Linked DNA regions of Homo sapiens: region 2 is linked to region 1. The links are chromatin loops, found by intact Hi-C in ENCODE. Cell type or tissue: PC-9. All regions are shown on one strand. Each heading gives the region's core, and the rest is flanking DNA. Links, peaks and the distances in the headings are about the cores only. Region 1 overlaps ADRA1B (adrenoceptor alpha 1B). Region 2 has its middle 28 kb from the start of TTC1.

Region 1 (9,271 bases), core at 768-8,767:
ACAGATATATTTACTCATGTGGAAATTGGTGATGTATAAAAATATTGTTTTGTAGTAACAAAAATTTAAAATAACCTACAATGTCTTTCCATGGAGATCTATCTGAAAAAAAGAAATGCTATGGAGCTACTAAGAATGAAGCTACTCTATTTGGAAATGGAATTTCCACTGAAATTGAAAGACCTTCAAGATACATTGTCCAGTGAAAAAAGCAAAATGAGGAATAGTGTTTAAGTTATTTCCATTAAAAATATCATATAAATATATTTATATATGCATAGAACATATCTGGAAGGATATATAAGAAACTGTTAATAGTGGTTGCCTCCATGGAGGGGAATTGGATGACTGGGGCCAAGGAAGTGAGAGAGACAGACTTTTCACTCCACATTTGTACCTTGTAAAGTGATACCTTGTGTGTGTCTTATCTATTGGTGTAAATGGCTTGTTTACATAACTGGATTGGTTAAGTATATTACGATACCTTCTATTATGGAATTCAGTGCAGCATTAAAAAGATGGGAAAGGCTGAGCGGGGTGGCTCATGCTTGTAATCCCAGCACTTTGGGAGGCTGAGGCAGGATGATCGCTTGAAGCCAGAAGTTTGAGACCAGCCTGGGCAACATGAGGAGACCCCATCTCGACAGAAAAATTTACAAATTAGCTGGGTGTGGTGGTGCACACCTGTGGTCCCTGCTACTTGGGAGGATGAAGTAAGGGGAGGATCGCTTGGGTCCAAGAGTTCAAGACTGCAGTGAGCTATGATTGTGCCACTGCACTCCAGCCTGGGTGACAGAGTGATACTCCGTCTTTAAAAACAAAAAAGAAAAGAAAAAAAGGAAAAACAAAAAAATGAAAAGACTCAGTTTCATCGATATGATAAGAAGTCAGTCAGGATGACTTGCTGATCAGTGAAAAAAGCACTGGGTGATCCAACTTGTGTTAATACACGCAACAACACACACAGAAAATTCTGCAAAGTTGCATAGGCAAATACTAAAACATGGTTATATCGATGGTGCTATGGTCTGAATGTTTGTGTCTCCCAAAATTAATATGTTGAAACTTAATCCCCAGTGCAGTGTTGTTGGTAAGTGGGTCATGTGAAAGGCAAGTAGGTCACCAGGGCAGAACTTTGATAAATGGGATCAGTGTACTTATAAAAGAGGCATTCGAGAGCCTGTTTGCCCCTTCTGCCATGTGAGGACACATAGAAGTCACCATCTATGGGCAGGTCCTCACCAGACACTGAATGTTCTTGCTCCTTGATCTTGGACTTCCGAGCCTCCAGAACTGTGAGCAATAAATTCTGTCATTTATTATAAATTACCTAGTCTAAGGTATTTGGTTACAGCAGCCTGAATGGACTGAGGCAGGTGATATGATTATGGATGATTTTTCCTTTCTTTTTTATATTTTGCTGTTACGTATAAATTACCTTTTGCTACCAAGAAAGAGAAAATTCTTCTCATTTTGAAACGAATAAAAAATCAACAACTTGACAGCATGATTTTGAACTGGGGGAATGAGCAGGGCTGTAACCAGCAGAGGAAAGGGCTGAAGTCATTTCTTCATTTTTTTTTTTTTTTTGAGATAGGGTCTTACTCTGTTGCCCAGGCTTGAGTGCAGTAGTGTGGTTATGGCTCATTGTACCCTTGACCTCCTGGGCTCAAGGGATCCTCCCCACTCAGCCTCCCTAGTAGCTGGGACTACAGGCCTGTGCTACCACATGAGGCTAATTTTTATTTTTTATTTGTAGAGATGGGGGGTCTCCCTATGTTGCCCAGATTGGTCTCGAACTCCTGGGCTCAAGTGATCCTCCTGCTTCAGCCTCTCAAATTGCTGGGATTACAGGCATGAGTCACTGCTCCCAGCATGGGCCAAAGCAATTTCTAAGTGTTCCGGGGCTGGTAATCACAGAGCGGGAGATATATTAAATATATATAATATATATATTATTAAATATATATAATAAATATTATAAAATATATATATTATATATATGTTAAATTAGATTGAAAATGACTAAGAACAACAATCTTCTTTTTTGGCCATTGATAGTTTTTCTTCCAAAATTATAAAAATGTTTAATAGTCCCCACCATAATTCTACTGAAACCCAATTTGTATTCTATCACATTTTCTTAATTTGATGTTCTTAATCACAAATAGAGTATTTGCTTATTGCACCATGTGAAATAATACAGAGGTTATAAAAAAGCTAATAATCTACTCCTCCTCACTCCATCGTATCCCTTGAGGTAACTAAACTAATAAATAGCTTTTAAAAGTTGGGTTAGACATTACTCTATAACTTGCTTTTTTACTTAGATATTATGAGCAATCCTCCTAACAGATTAGTAGATGTATATCTAACCTATTTTTTTTGTTTGTTTGTTTGTTTTTGAGATGGAGCCTCACCCTGTCACCCAGGCTGGAGTGCAGTGGTGTGATCTCAGCTCACTGCAACCTCCGCCTCCTGCGTACAAGCGATTCTCTGGCTAATTTTTATATTTTTAGTAGAGAAGGGGTTTTGCCATGTTGGAAGTCTTGTCTTGAACTCCTGACCTCAGGTGATCCACCTGCCTCAGCCTCCCAAAGTGTTGGGATTACAGGCATGAGCCACCGCGCCCGGCCTAACCTATTTGTTTTAACACCACTTTACATTTTACTGTAGTTTAAATTTCTTATTACGCATAATCAGGTTAAACCTAAAATACCAAATCTTCCTTGCCCCAGCAACTACATTTTTAGGAATTTATCCTGAATATGTGGGCACAGACATATATACAAGAGTATTCATCCAACATTGTTTGTAGTAAAAGACCAAAAATAACCTAAATGTCAATCAACTGGGAAATTGGTAAGTAAAATAGGACACTTTGTAAAATGGATTATTATGCAGCCATGAAAACCAGCAGTAACTCTATGCATTCTGACACAGAACTATGTCTAAGATATGCTATGCTGTTGAGTGAAAAATGAAACTTTCACTGAAGTGTTTCTAAAATGACACCACGAATCAAAATAAACAGAGTGAAAACACACACATTCTGCATGCAAAAACACTCAAACATACATATACGCATGTGGATATGTATGCTTACAAATAAATAGACTATTTTGGAAAGCATACACAATCTGGTAACAATGTTTACTTCAGGAGAAAAAATACTGAGAGTGTTGGGTGTGAATGTGGGGTAGGTAACAGCAGAATAATTTTTTCATTTTTTTTTTCTGATTCAAATAAGAATCTATGCATCATTAAAAAATAAACTAGTTGATTTTTAAAAATTGCTACAAGTAATCATGCAAAATAGTTACAAGGCGTGATGGCACGGTCCAAGTTCCCTGTGGTCCTAAGTCTAAAAACAGGCATTCTTTACAAAACATTGTAAAGAAAAAAAGTATAGAAAATCTCATATCCTGAAGTACATCTTTGTAATGTCCCGAGGCAGGGTTTTTATTCTGGAGTTAGAGGGTCCATAAACTTGGGTGAGAAAAAAAACCCTCTTTTTAAAAAAAAAAAAAATACAAAAACCAAAAAAAACCCAAACTAAACTTTGGCTGAAAGTTTGCATTTCCTTTGATAGGAAAGTGGGCAAGCAGCCACACTAGAGTCAGCAGGATTTGTCACCAATAGAAATCAGATCTGTGATATAACATTACATTTGTTGCAGATATCTTGAAATATTTCCACTTGTCAGTACTTCAAAATTATAGTAGTTATTTATTTGACTTGCTGCTAGATCTTGTTTATTTAATATGTTAAAGGACTTTTTTTACTCTATAATAAATTTGTTTTTTCAACATTATAACTGTATTTCAATATAATTGGTTTTCTTTGAAATCCTGTGTCTTTTATTTGATGTGTTGACTGTGAGAAGGGGCTTCATCAGATTGCCAAAGGGGTCCGCGAAACAATGGAGCCAAGGAACCTTGGTGTTAAGGTAAATGCTAAAGGGCTGGGGACAAGGAATCACAAATGGGCGCTGTGGGGAGTGTCCCTAGAAGCTGGGAGAAGGGACCCTACTGCTTCCTCTTGATGCCGGGGGCTGATTAATGGCCTGAATATATGAATCGGAGATGCAATTTTTTGTTGCTGTTCCAGTTGGTGGATCCTCCTCCTCCCCAACCAGCTGCCTCCCTGGATCTCCGCCCGGCCCAGTGCTGGTGGTGTGAGCCCTGGGGCTGACGCCTGCGAATGACAGTGAGCCCGGCTTGCCCTTGGTCCCATTTTAACCTCCTTTTGGGGCACGGCCAGGGTGCTAAGCTCAGCCTCTAAGCAATGCACATTAGCCTGGCAGGAAACTCTGTCTTGAAGAATTTCAAAAAATTCTTGTGCAAAACCAAGCCCCAAATTCATCCCAACAGGAGAGAGAAAGCTTAGCGGGGAGCAAGACACTGTAGGCAGACACACTTGGAAAAAGTTAAATGGGGCTCTAGGAGGAATGGGCCACTTACATGTGCTAGAACATTCTGTTTCTGAACACTTTAAACTGAACTGCTCGTTGGTGCAACTTTTATAGCACAATTCCTGTGCTCGCACCAGAGAGGGGCACTTGAGTGTTCAAAGGGTGGTCAGATGAGCTGCGGGTGAGTGTGGCCAGGAGTGTGCTGTCAATAGAGTCGTAAGAGCAGAGCCTGCCAATGTGGACAGATTCTACTGTATCCTGAGCTGACTCATGGTGCTGTCATGCCAGGAGGGGTGATGATGGGTGGGGTGAAGATGGCCCTCCCCCTGCACTGATTCCAGCCTTACAAGTCCTTAAAACACAGCTCACTTTCCTTTTCCTCCCCCAAATCTTATTTCAGCCCACTCTTCTTTCTGTCTCCTCTGCATTCTGAAGACACCCATCATTCAGATGGCACCTTTTAGCTTGTGCTGAAATTGATCCATTCCTTCATTTAATCATTTATTCCCTAAGTATTTAGGGCTGGCCAGCCATAGATTCAAATCTTAGCTCAGCCACTCACTCATGTCATCGCGGCAAGTAAAATAAATGAACACTTTATTTAAAAATTTCAAGCCCACATTTGCAAAACTCCTGCTTCCCACGAAATACACACATAGTAAGTCACATTTTTCCTTTTTAAACGGATGATGGCTTTGCTCTCTCATCATGAATCTTTCCCTGGACTGTTGAGGCTGTTAGTGCCAGTTTCTCTTTCCTCCCCATCTGAGGCTCTGGTGTGAAACTGGTGTACTATTGGACGTCTGCACTATAAACACCCTTATTCCAGGTTTTAAAACAGGGAGACATTTTTATTGTTCAAATTGAGACACTTTTGAAAATAAGAAAGGGTTATTATAATAAGTATAATTATGCTTTGATAATAGGCATAAAAGGAGACCATCTCAGTGAAATGGGACATATGGTCACCCTATTAGAAAACAGTGATATATTACCCAACAGAAAGACCCAGTGTGTCTTCAGAGCATTCGCAAAGCTGGGGCACCTGTATTTTTGGTGAAATAATCTGATATTAAAGAAATCAAAGTTACCTCCATGGAAAGAATCAGAATATTGTTGGCCTTCCTTACATTTTTTTTAGGGTTCTATGCATACGTGTGTGTGTGTGTGTGTGTGTGTGTGTGTGTGCATGTTTTAATTTATAATTTTATTATTCCCTTTTCAATACCTTAGGCCTTTAGAGGTCTCTATCTGGCTCTGCTATAAAGTCACTGGAATAGTTTCCTCTTTTCCTGCTTCTGCAGGGATCAACTCTGACCATATCCCTCTCAGAGGTGAGAGGCAGGTGACCATGGCTAGAGGGTGAGGGAATGTAAGGGCCAATTGGCAATGGGACAATCTCCCCCAGAGGCAGGTGGAACGGCAGCCTTTTGATAAAGAATGAAGAGGCCATCCATTTTCAAGATCCTACCTTGTGTCCACACGGGTCTTGACCTAGCCAATCTCGCTTCACCGGCTTCATGACCAGGCCCAGATTGGCATTTTGGTTTTAGAATACCAGTCTATGACAGTCTCTTTTTAATGAACTTGTGGTAGTTTTGAGGAAGGAGACAAGCCACTTAACCCCCCTGAGCCCATTTCCTTATTTGTTTACTTATTAATTTAATTTAATTTAATATTTTTGAGACAGAGTTTTGCTCTGTCTGCCAGGCTGAAGTGCAGTGGTGCAATCTTGGCTCACTGTAACCTCCACCTCCCAGGTTCAAGTGATTCTCCTCCCTCAGCCTCCCAAGTAGCTGGGATTACAGGTGCCCGCTACCACGCCCGGCTAATTTTTGTGTTTTTAGTAGTGACAGGGTTTCACCATGTTGGCCAGCCTGGTCTCGAACTCCCGACCTCAAGTGATCCGCCCGCCTCGGCCTCCCAAAGTGCTGGGATTACAGGTTTGAGCCACCATGGCTGGCCCCATTTCCTTATTTATAAAATGGGCAGAGCATGAATACCTATCTGGTGGGCCGTGGGAGGTTCAAATACTAGAAGAAGTCTGGTACACGCTGTATGAATCCTATTGGTCATTGCTATTTTTATTGAGTTTACTATGTACACATCCCTGGGCACGAAGGACAAGAAGACAATTTGAACTTGGACCCTGCAAAGGTTTGCAGCCTGGCAGTGCTGCAAAAGTTGTGCACATCCATATTTATCCCCAGAGAGAAACATGACAAGCACCATAAACCAGGGATAAAGGGAGTGATTACTGATGGGGAAAAGGGTGGGATCCAGGAAGACTTCGCGAGAAAGGTGTCAGCAGAACCGCATGTTTACAGACGAGCAGGAACTGGATATTCAGAGGGTATGAGAAACACACTGGTGGGAGAGGGAACAAATGCACAAAAAAAAGAAAATGCAAAGTGTATTTGGGAAGTGGCAAATAATTTTACTTCAATTGAGTGCACTCTTAATTCTTCTGCTAGGCTCTGTACTACTCATTCATTCATTCATTCAGCTTGTGTGAGCACCCATGTTCGGCAGAGAGTTGGTCACTGCTTAGACGTCCACAGTAGGTAGAGGAGAAAGAGCAGTCACGAGGTTGCTGGAGAGAGCCCTGAGGAGAGTAGCCTTAGGGCTTCCCTCTTCATGGGACCCTACACGACCTGAGCAGGGGCCCTGCAATGCCCCCACCATGGCCACACAAAGTTTTCAGAAGTAAGGTTTATTAATGCAATTGGTTATTCCCCTTATTTAAATATTATTCCTATTTCTCCGTATGCAGGTGGTAATACAGGGGCCATGGACGTTTTTGGGAACCAGCTAAGAGTTGAGTTAAGACAGATTTTGTGTGGGTTCTGTTGAATATACGTATGTGGTTTACAGTCTTTTCTTTCTGTATAGCTAGGTCACCACTAGCCACAGTAACTCCAAAGTGAAAAAACGGCTTCTAGAAATACTCTCTCGCCCACGATGCCAACTCACCTGATCTTGTGGCATCAAGAGGCAGGACCAGAGGCAGATTCATGATGGAAGAGTGTCCCCATGGTGCTGGCACCACACGTAGGTGGGTGGGTGGTGGTGAATCCGGGTCTGAAATGTATGCAGCCAGAAACTAAACTGTAAAAAAGTCCTCTAAATTTTATGTGTTTCTCCAAATTTGATAAAAATCTGAAAACCGTATGTGACATTACCAATAATAAGTTGTGAAGCTGAAAAAAGTCTTCTAAAGCATCAATAATACAAGAGAAATTTTGACTTATCTTCCTAGAGGAACGACCCAATTATTTTTATCTTCTTTATGGTCTCACCAGGATATGGTGCCTCTTGGTTGCTGAATGACGGGCAGCCACATGCTTTTTCTTTCCTCCTTCTAGAATAAACTCTGGCTTCCCCAGTTTCCTTCCTGCACTTTCTTAAATCTGGCTCAGAGCCCCACCTCTAGGAGAGCTCCAATGATGAACCCATCTGACTGCCTGCATTAGAGTCCATGTTCTGTCATTGATCAGCTGGGTAACCTGAGGCAAATCACTCAATCTCTCTGAGCTTCTGTTTCCTCATCTGTAAAATGAGGACAATACCAGTGCCCACTTCACAATCCTGTGGACAGGTATAAATGAGGGAATACAGAGAAAGAACTCCTAGCCAGCATGGAGAGCACAGTAAGCCTGGCACTCGATGAGACCTAATAAATGGTAGCTATTAGTATTACTATTATCAAATGTGGTTAGGAAGCACAGTGACTGCAGAAACATTCGGCAGATATGGCAGAAAGCAATTTCCAGTGCTGCCCAGCAGACATCAGTTATTTTTACTAGCCACACACACACTCAGGTAAAGGCATTTCCTGCATAACATATCTTAATAGATGCATCCGTGATGGCACTGCAGCTACACACGCACCTGCTGGCATTTCTGTGAGCCGTTTTGCTCCAGCAGGGGTGGGTGCCACCACGACTGGCCCCGTCATCCTGTCAGACCTGACAGGCATAGCTCTTCACACATCATTCTTCCCCTCCCTGCCCCTCTGCCCCAGATCTCCGAATCTCACATCAAAGCTGAGGCTAACTCATTCACCCAGCCCTCCTTCCTTCTTTCTTGCCGTCACTTCTTTCCTTCCTCCCTCCCGTTTTCCTCACAAATATTTGTTGTGTCTAGCCGCCATGGTGTCTTCTGTGATTCCAAGACTTTAGGAGACTCAGTAAAGTTTGAAAAAAATTTCTGAAAGGGATTGACATAGGGTACTAACTTTTAATTTTGCCAAGTAGGATATCAACACACACATACACACGCACAGAGACATTCACACACTATTGCCACTAATTACCATCGTTCCATCAAAGAAGTGCTATTTCAGTGTCCCCAAATAGAAAAGACAGTCTTTAGAAGAAAAAGAATCATTTACATGAAATACATTTAGTTTTTAAAAGAACACAGCATTTTCCTAACTTTCTGATTCGTCATAAGCCAGTAAAATCTCTGGGTGCCAGATCTCAGACAAATGTTGGAGAAGAAGTGTACTAACAATAGGAATAATATAATGAATGTTTATTGAGTGCCAAATGTGGTGTTTGATAGACTCTACCATTTACTAACTGTGTGATCTTGGGCAAGGTACTGAACCTCTCTGAACTCTAGTTCCCTCACTGTAAAGACAGGGATGACGATGCTTGCTCTGCAAAGCTTTCCAGGGGTTTCTAGGCATGGGGAGGACTTGTGTGGTGCTGGCTGCATAAGAGTCGCCTGGGAAACTTGTTAAAATTAAGATTCTTGGCACTACAAGGAGAGAATCTGATGCAAGAGGTCTACAATGGGGTCCAAGGATCTATTCTTTTAAAAACAGCCCCCTCCTCCAGATGTTTCTGATGA
Region 2 (9,271 bases), core at 634-8,633, 53 kb before region 1:
AACACAAAGTTGAACAGAGATGCTTATAAACTGCTCTGAGCCGGTACAAGTCAGCTTTAGCATGCTACTACTTGGGGCCTGGCCAGAGACCAGATATTAAGACATCATTCATTCATTCAATAAGTATTTAAGGAGTGCCTGCTGTGTGCCAGTTATTATTCCCTGATACAGGAATCCAGAAGTAACCAAAGTAATTAAAGTACTTGCTAAGGTGGATTTCATATTCCAATGGAGGAGATAACCCATAAAGAAATAAATAATAGATCAGTTCATTACATGTGATAATTAAAAGGTAAAACCAGGTAAAGAGCTGCAGAGTGACAGATGATCTGTTTTAGAATGGGTAATCAGGGCCTCTTTTAGGGGGTCACTTATTGAGTCCTGAAGGGTGTGAAACCTGTAAATATCTGGAATGAGCACAGGCAGAGGAAACAGCAAGAGCAAAGGCCCTAAGAAGGGACTGTCCCTGGTGTGTTCATTAAGGGGACCCATGTGGCTGAAGTGGAGTGAGGGAGGGGGTAGTGTCGGAAGAGGAGGTGGGAGAGCAATCAGAGAGGGGCAGACCATTGCAAAGTGTGGATTTTATTGTGATGGGAAATCACTGGAGGGTTCCAGCAGAGGCATAGTCTCATTTACTTTTCTTTTCTTTTTTTTTTTTTTGAGATAGAGTTTTGCTCTTTTGCCTAGGCTGGAGTGATGTGGCCTGATCCTCACTGTAACCTCTGCCCCCCAGGTTCAAGCAATTCTCCTGCCTCAGCCTCCCAAGTAGCTGGGATTGTAGACACTCGCCACCATGCCTGGCTAATTTTTTTTTTTTTTTTGTATTTTTAGTAGGGATGGGGTATCGCCATGTTGGCCAGGTTGGCCTCAAACTCCTGACCTCAGGTGATCCACCCACCTCGGCCTCTCAAAGTGCTAGGATTACAGGCGTGAGCTACCACGTCCGGCCTCATTTACTTTTCAAAGAGATCATTCTGGTAGCTGGGGAGGAGCTGCAAATTGACAGTTTTCTGAGGTGGAAGCACAGAGGTTAGTTAGGAGGCAACTGCAGTTGTTCAGGCTGGAGAAGATGCAGTGGTGGTGGCAGTGGAGGTGGTGCAAAATAGATGGATTCTGGGCAGCTTCTGATGCTTGATGTGGGGTTTAAGGGTCAGACAGAAGTCAAGAATGCTCTAGGATTTTTTATTTTGTGCAATCAGGGGAACATTGGTCCATTTCCTGAGATGGGGGAGCAGCCATTGTGGGAAAGAAACAAAAGGTCAGTTTGGAACATGTTAAGTTTGAGATGCCTATGAAAAGCCTGAGCTGGTGACATAATCTGGGAGTCACCATTGTGGATAAACTTAAAGTCATGGGAGTGGAGGAGGTAACCAGGGAGTGAAGAGAAAGGCCTAAGGACTGAGTCCTAGAAACCTCAACATTTAGAGATTGGGAAGAGGAGAAGTTTCTCCACTGAGAAGGAGTGGTCAGCGAGGTTGGAAGCAGTATGAAAGAAGTGCTCAAAAATAAAAAGCAGTGTATCAGTCACACCAAATGTTGCTGAGAGGTGCAGGAAGGTGAGGCCTTGGCTCTGGCAGCATCAAGGCCCTTAATGACCTTGACAAGCAGGGTTCTCAAGGAGAAGTAAGGATGAAAGCCATCTTCAGTGGATGGCAGCAAGAACGCGGGGAGGGAAAGTGGAGTCAGGGAGTATAAACGTGGAGTGCTTTAATTAGGGGAAATACCAGAGTAGTTTGGTAACTGGAAGCCAACATGGGTCAACAGAGGAAGAAAAGGAGAGATCAGTGATGCTAGAAAAAAAAATCTTGTCTCTCTGCCCCCAGAGACCCACCTGCAAAATTCCACTTCTTGCAGAATCCTGTGACCCATGCATGCCATTTTATGCAAACAGATGATTGGGAGGACCTGGGAGTCACTAATGCAGCAGACACAATCAAACTTCAAATCCTAATTTCGGTTCGGCTGGCACCCTTGCCACATTCCCACGGCTAAGACGGTGATGAAGATCGTTGTTCATCACTGTATCTTAAGCGTGTCTGGCTGAGAAGAGGCCCCAATGGCACGCGGTGAGCGGGTGTTGAAGGAATACCTGTCTCTGTTACCTTAGTAATGAGAGTGAGAGACCGTGGTGCCAGAACACATGGGGTTTAAGGCTTGTAATGGGGTGAATCCTAACAGAAGGCATCTGGTGCTCTCTGACATCTCTCTGCAGGAGTTTTCCGGGTGGGGATGGGGGATGGTGGAGAGGAAAGCCTTGTCCAGGGTATTCTCTTGGACAGATCACAGCCCTGGACTAGCTGGCCCTTGGGGCTTTCTGAAGCAGCAGAGGGATCTGGTTGGGATAGGGAAGTCCTGCTCACTCTGTCCTGTGGGGAAGCCACCAGCCTCTGCCTTTGGAACCCCTTCATGAGAAACCTTTGGGCTCATCCTGGGTCAGGTTGAAGGGGAAGGAAGGTGGTTACTTTCAACCCTGAATTCTGCAGCAGGTGCGTCCTCATCAATCCCTGCACTACATAAGATTTTGAGGAGTGGCCTTCAGCAGGATTAACTGAACATCATCCACATCAGATTGAGTCAGAGCCACGTCCTGCATGTGTGTGCACGCACGTTCAGAGCATCTTAGTAACTGCCTTCGGATAGGGACTGATGAAACATTTAGGTAGTGAGTGACTGGATAATATTTTGTGATATTCATTCATATTTCTGCCCCCACCCATCCTTTCCCTGGATTCAATCAGGTAGCAGGCTTCGTGCCTCCCTCCTTCAAGTGAGGTGTTGCGGAGGGAGGGAAGCAGGAGAAACTTGCAATTTTCCTGGCTTTTGTTTTCTAAAAGCTAGAGACCAGAAAGAGGATAGAGGTAGGTGGGAGCTTGGAGGAGCAGGAGGATGAGAGGTGCTTCCTTCCAGGTACAAAGGAGGATTGTCCAGGCTGGGGGTGCACAGAACAAGGTTGGTTGGCTGCATGACTCAAATCCTGGCTCTGCCACCTAGAAACCATGTTATCTTGGACTAATTACCTTGACTTTTCTAAGCCTAAAAATGAGACAGTAATAATGTCTACCTCATTGATGTGTTGTTCTAACATTGTGGTTTTAGTCCCAGTGTTCTGGGTTGTTGATATTAAGTTTTGGAGGTCCCCGAGACACAAAGTTGCCTACCTAAATTGGATGGGAAAAAAGTCAAACAAGAAAGCACATCTCTTCCTGGCTTTATGCCCTCTGACTCCTTTGCAAGTCAAGACCAGAAGATACCAGACCTCAAATATTTCCCATCATTTCATTAGCTCTGTCAAGACAGAATGGACTTTTCTAGGGCACCTGTTAGGTGTCCAGTCATTTATTATTGTTACTTTCATCACCATTATGGGGATTGGCTGGGCTCAGCTAGTTGATTCTCACTTAGGAGTTATTTACATGTCTGACAGTTGAGGCTGACTGTTGGCCGGGACCTTAGCCGGTAGGAACATCTCCATGTGGCTTGAACTTTCTCATAGAATGATGGATGGGTTCCAAGGGTGAGCATTCCGAGAAAGAAAGACAGGTGGAAACAGAATCACCTTATGTAACTTTGGAAGTCCCACAGGTCACTTCTGCTGCATTACATGCAAGGCATGGGTGATTAGGCTTCACCTCTTAATGACAGGAGTGCCAAAGAATCTGCAGAAATATTTTAAAACCACCAGACCTTTCTAAGTATGCATCACTGGGGATTACAGGCGTGAGTCACCGTGCCCAGCCCCAAATTAGCACTTTTAAAAAAGTGACATCTAGGCTGGGTGCGGTAGCTCACGTCTGTAATCCCAGCACTTTGGGAGGCCGAGGCGGGCGGATCACAAGGTCAGGAGATCGAGACCATCCTGGCTAACGTGGTGAAACCCCATCTCTACTAAAAAATAGAAAAAATAAGCTGGGCGTGGTGGTGGGTGCCTGTAGTCCCAGCTATTCGGGAGGCTGAGGCAGGAGAATGGTGTGAACCTGGAAGGCGGAGCCTGCAGTGAGCCGAGATCGCGTCACTGCACTCCAGGCTGGGTGACAGAGTGAGATTCCATCTTAAAACAAGCAAACAAACAAAAAGTGACATCTAATAATACAAAATGGGAACTATTAGAGTACATTTTGTAAATATGGGTAACCTTCATGAAACTTTTGTTTCTTACGTGTCTATCCATCAGAGGTTTTCAATTGGGGGCTATTTTACCCCCCGGGAGGCATTTGGCTGGAGACAATTTTGATTGTCACAGCTGATGGTGGGAGATGCTGCTAGCATCTAGTAGGTAGAGGTCAGGGATGCTGCTAGACATTCAACAATTTGCAAAAAGTGCCCACCCCTGCCCAACAAGTAATTCTCCAAATCAAAATTTCAATAGTGCCGGGATTCAGAAATCTTGATCTATGTCTGTATCTATATCTGCATATCTGTATTTCTCTATGTATACTGGGTGGTAATGTAAAATGTATTTCATCCTGTGGGTTGCAGTTGGAAAGTTTGAGAGCCCCTGGCCTAGAAGTCTCTTCATGAGTCCAGCTCCTGGACCTTGTTTTGCCCCCAACATTTGCTCATTAGCCCCAGTTAGTATCTGCCCTTGCTCAGATGATTTGGATTTATGATTTGTTTTCTTCTGGTTTTTTTTATTGTGAGGTCTCCCAAAATAGTACTTATCTCAGGAGAGTTGAAGCATCTCATAATCTACCCTCGAGAGAGAGTCCTCTAATACCTCTTACCCCTGGTTCAGAGAGGTTTGCGCTTTCCTGATGGCTAATTCTAAGTCTCCATTTTCCCCGTTTCCTCACACTAGATAATGCTAATCACTAATACTGTTGGCTATTAGTTGAGCATTTCCTATATGCCCAGTACTTCTCAATTCCATGCATTGGCTCATTTATTTCTCATAGCAACTTTGTGAAGAAGATTCTATTATTCTGCCAGTCTTACCAATCAGGAAACGGAGGCTGAGAGAGGTTAAATCACCTGTCTGGGACCACATAGCTGGCAAGTAGCAGAACCAGGATTTCAGTGCAGTTCTTTCTGACCTCAAGCCCAAGTCCTAATGACCAGGCTGTACTACTACTCATCTGAGCTATGTTTTGGGCATCATAATCTGGGGTTGGAACACATCTGTCACATAGAAAGATCTAGTAAGAGAAAACATTTCTCATTTGGGGCCAGGCAGTGTGGAGTCTTGTTCGGGCTCTCCCTCACACTAGCTATGTGACCTAAGAAAGAAATCTTTTAGAGTGTCATTTTCCTCCTCTTTCGGGTGGAGATTATTGTACCTGTTCAGCCTGTCACATGAAAACCGTAATGGGGCAACTCTATGGACATGGAAACTCTTGGGTCAGTTCTGTGACCACCGATCCAGCCACCTTTCACAGATCTCACCTTGAAACTCCCTGCTTGAATCCTCATTTCTGGCCAGTTGTCAGGGCCCCCTAACCACCCTCCTAGCCTGGAGTCCCTCCTTCCACCTTTCTCTTTTGCTGCCCAGTGGACCCCATGAAACACGACTTTCCCTCTTCTATGGCAAATCTTAGGCTCTCCACACACGATGGTCCGCTTACATTGGTGGGGCTCCTTCTGCTGCCTTGATCTGCCTCTGGCTTCCTTTCCCAGCCCCATCTTCTCCTCTTCCTCATCATGCTTTGTCTCCTCTGCTCTCCTTCTTGCCCTCTCTACTTGGCCACATGTTTTTTTTTTCTTTTGACGGAGTCTTGCTCTGTTGCCCAGGCTGGAGTACAGTGGCACGATCTTGGCTCACTGCAACTTTCTTCTCCCAGGTTCAAGTGACTCTCCTGCCTCAGCCTCCAGAGTAGCTGAGTTTACAGGCAGGTGCCACCACGCCTAGCTGATTTTTGTATTTTTAGTAGAGATGGGGTTTCACCATGTTGGCCAGTCTGGTCTCGAACTCCTGACCTCCGGTGATCCGCCCTCCACGGCCTCCAAAGTGTTGGGATTACAGGTGTGAGCCACCATGCCCAGCCAGCCACATCTTTTAGACCCATCTCAGATGCCACTTCCTCCATGAAGTCTTTCTGATTCTGTGCAAATGGACATGAACCCTTGGATTCCCAAAGCCCTTTATTGGTATGCCTACAATGGTGCTTAATAACTTCCATCTACTGAACAAGTACCATGTGCCAGGTACTGTACTAAACATGCTACATCCCAAGTGTAACTGATCTTCATGACAACCTTTTAAGATAGGTATTATTCTCATTTTCCAGAATAAGAAAACTGACCCTCTCAGAGGATAGGAGACATGCCCAAGAAGACACAACTAATAAATGGGAAAATCAGGATTGTCACCCAGTTCTAGCTGATTCTATGGTTCTAATACTTAACTCGTGTGTTACACAAACGTCTTTCTACCTTGTATGTAAGGTTTTTCTAAATTAATTTTTTTTTGTAGAGATAGGGTCTTACTGTGTTGCCCAGGCTGGTCTCAAAGTACTGGCCTCAAGCAATCCTCTTGCCTCGGCCTCCCAAAGTGCTGAGATTACAGTTGTGAGCCACTACGTCTGGCCATTTTGAATGACTGTACAAGCTCCCCTTTCAGAATGAAATTTTCATGAGAGCAAAGACAGGGTTTGCTCAAGTCCTTGGCTCCAAGCTTTGTGTAGGTGTTTAAGAATAGCTTGTAGAATGAATGAATGAAAAAACAAATGAGTGCATGAAGTACTGTACGGGTGTCCGTGCTTGATTGGGTTTCAGGTGCTGTTTGGTGAGGACATAGCATGCTTCTGACAGTAGTGGCTGACACAATATTTGAGAGCATTCACTAGGTTTTAGCGTTTTCCTCTGCTCCCAAGCAGTTTTGTAAATCTCTTGTGAAGATGCTGTTTCTCTGAATAAGGCCATGAGCAAGGGCCAAAGCTGTTTGTCTTACTAATCCCAATGAAGTTGTCTCCAAAGATAGCTTATCTGAGGACTGTGCAACGAGGAGGGGAGAACAAAAGCTGGAGTGACAGATCCACAGAGCTTAGCTATTGTCTCTGGCTTAGTACAGATAATAGACAGAGCCCTAGAGAGGGCCAGGGACTTAGGGGCTGAGCCAGAATCAGACGGCAGGCCTTCAGACTCCATCCCCACTTAGGAGCACAAGGGAGAGCACTAACTATGGAAACACCAGGGTTGCCAGGCAATGAGTCCCAGATGACATTCATCAGATGCCACTTCTTACAGGAAGCCCTCCCTGACCAGAACTGCTCCATCAATTTAGAGGTAGGACCCCCTGCCATGTGCTTCCCATAGCACTCTATTCTGCTATTATAGCATTTTCACAGTCATGGCAGGGTAGTACACATTTATTCACTCAAGAATATTTAGTGAACACCTGCAATGTGTCAGGTACTACATGAAGTGCTGAGAATACACAACAGTGAGCAAAACAGACAAATATCCCCACTCTCATGGAATATACATTTCTAGTGTGTGTGTGGGGAAACAGACAATACACATATAAATAAATTTAAAAAATATATGTCAGGTGGTGATAAGTACTATGGAGAAAAATTAAGTGGGAAAGGGCAATAGGGAGTGCTGGACAGTGTTGGCAGTAGGGAAGTCACTTTTAACCTGGACAGTCAGAGAAATCGGATGATCACCGAGAAGGTGACATTTGAGCAAAGAGGAGAAGGAGGTGATGGAGGAAGCCACATGGAAAGAAGGGGCTCTAGGCAGAGGGGACAACAAGTGCAAAGTCCCTGAGCTGGGAGTTGTGAGGCTCCCCCTGCTCCTATCATTTGAAGAGTAGCAAACTGGGATGGTAGGAAAGAAGATCAGAGAGGGAATAAGGGCAGGTCATACCTGTGTGCCCCCTCCTCACCCCAACACCCACACTTCAGTGAATTAGCTTGGACACTTAACCTCTGACTCCAGCCAAGTCGGCTGGAAGTCAGCCACTCATTGCCCAAGGGAATGGCTGTCAACGGGAAGCTAAAGAAAAAAGTGTCAAATTCTTGGCTCTTAACTTTCAAAAGGCAGGTCCAGGTATATGCTGGGAAAACCGTGGAAGGATGCTAATTCTTCCAAATCCAACCAATCTTGGGGGGCAACCTCCTTGCAAGAGCCTGGAGCACTTCACCATCACCCCCATCCCTCCAATGGGAGATGGAGCCTGACACTGGGGTCTCACCAAGTGAGGACTCCAGTGGGCCACCCTCTACCTTTGATGTACTTGAAGGGATTGCTTGCTGACCTGCTGCCTCTCACCCAGGCTGAGTTCCCTGAGCCTGGGTCTTGGTCTCCTTCCGTGTTGTGTTCACATGTCTAACACGGGGCAAGATTCATCACTCTTGTATGTTCTCTCTGGCTTCTTCTATATATTGAGGAAGCCATATTTGTTGAAAAGTTTATAACCTGGGTTCCATGTGTCCTTTGGGAGATTTAGCGGGGTGGGAATAATAGGTGAAGTCTGAGCTTGCTATGTTCATTTTTCTTTAGCTTTTATTACATTCTTAAAGGAACTGCTGATTCAGGAAAAGTTGAGAACTGCTGGAATGGAGGATATACAAGGTCCCCCATAGTTAATAAAAATAGTGTCTACTCTGTGCCAAGCTCTTTCATATTTTGTCTCATTTATTATTCATCCCAACCTTGTGAAGTAGGTGCTAACTGCATCCCCAATTTACAGACAAAGTGGTTGGCCTCAAGAGGGTAAGTGCTTGACTTGGGTAGGAGAGCTGGGCCTTGAATCCAGGTGCATGCTCAGGGCCACTGTCCTGGTCCCCTCCTCCATCTCTTCTGACACAGGATGTGCTAATCCTAACACATGTATGCTTCCCTTACCCATTTTGGTTTTGTCACCTGGAATGTTCCATAACTTTTATTAAATGTTTAAATGTTATTTTTAGTTTGGACTGATGACCTTTTTAAGTAACGCGTCTTCATGCTGTAGGACAATTTTTTTTTTTTTTTTTGAGACAGTGAGATAACTCGTTCTGGGAGTTATCTTGGCTCACTGCAATCTCTGATTCCCAGGTTCAGGCGATTACCTGCCTTAGCCTCCCGAGTAGCTGGGATTACAGGTGCATGCCACCACGCCTGGCTAATTTTCATATATTTAGTAGAGACAGGGTTTCACATGTAGGCCAGGCTGTTCTCCAACTGCTGGCCTCAAATGATCCACCCACCTCAAATGATCCACCCAGCCTCCCGAAGTGCTGGGATTACAGGTGTGAGCCACCGCACCCAGCCAACAAAATTCTTTTACTCCGTGATAAATTTATGTCTTTCTTCTTCACGGTGGACCCTAAGTCCTAAAACCTGGAATCTG

Evidence for each region. Peaks named below come from ENCODE experiments on the same cell type or tissue, not always from the same donor. Only the 100,000 strongest peaks of a DNase experiment are listed, where the experiment ranks them.
Region 2: a loop joins it to region 1, with 5 times the contacts of the local background. A loop is called at or near these places in 13 of 110 quality-filtered maps.

The regions. Positions count from the first base shown.
Region 1 is chr5:159,923,713-159,932,983 of GRCh38, reverse strand. All of the region lies in intron 1 of ADRA1B (adrenoceptor alpha 1B), which reads right to left. Among named protein-coding and RNA genes, the nearest start is that of ADRA1B, 12 kb to the right of the region's middle. RefSeq lists an enhancer at 3,683-4,182. In PC-9, for the core only: no CTCF peak of the experiment used is centred there; a DNase peak (open chromatin) is centred at 4,703; H3K27ac peaks cover 634 bases.
Region 2 is chr5:159,976,294-159,985,564 of GRCh38, reverse strand. It overlaps a transcript of ADRA1B not described here. Among named protein-coding and RNA genes, the nearest start is that of TTC1, 28 kb to the left of the region's middle. In PC-9, for the core only: no CTCF peak of the experiment used is centred there; a DNase peak (open chromatin) is centred at 3,634; H3K27ac peaks cover 1,574 bases.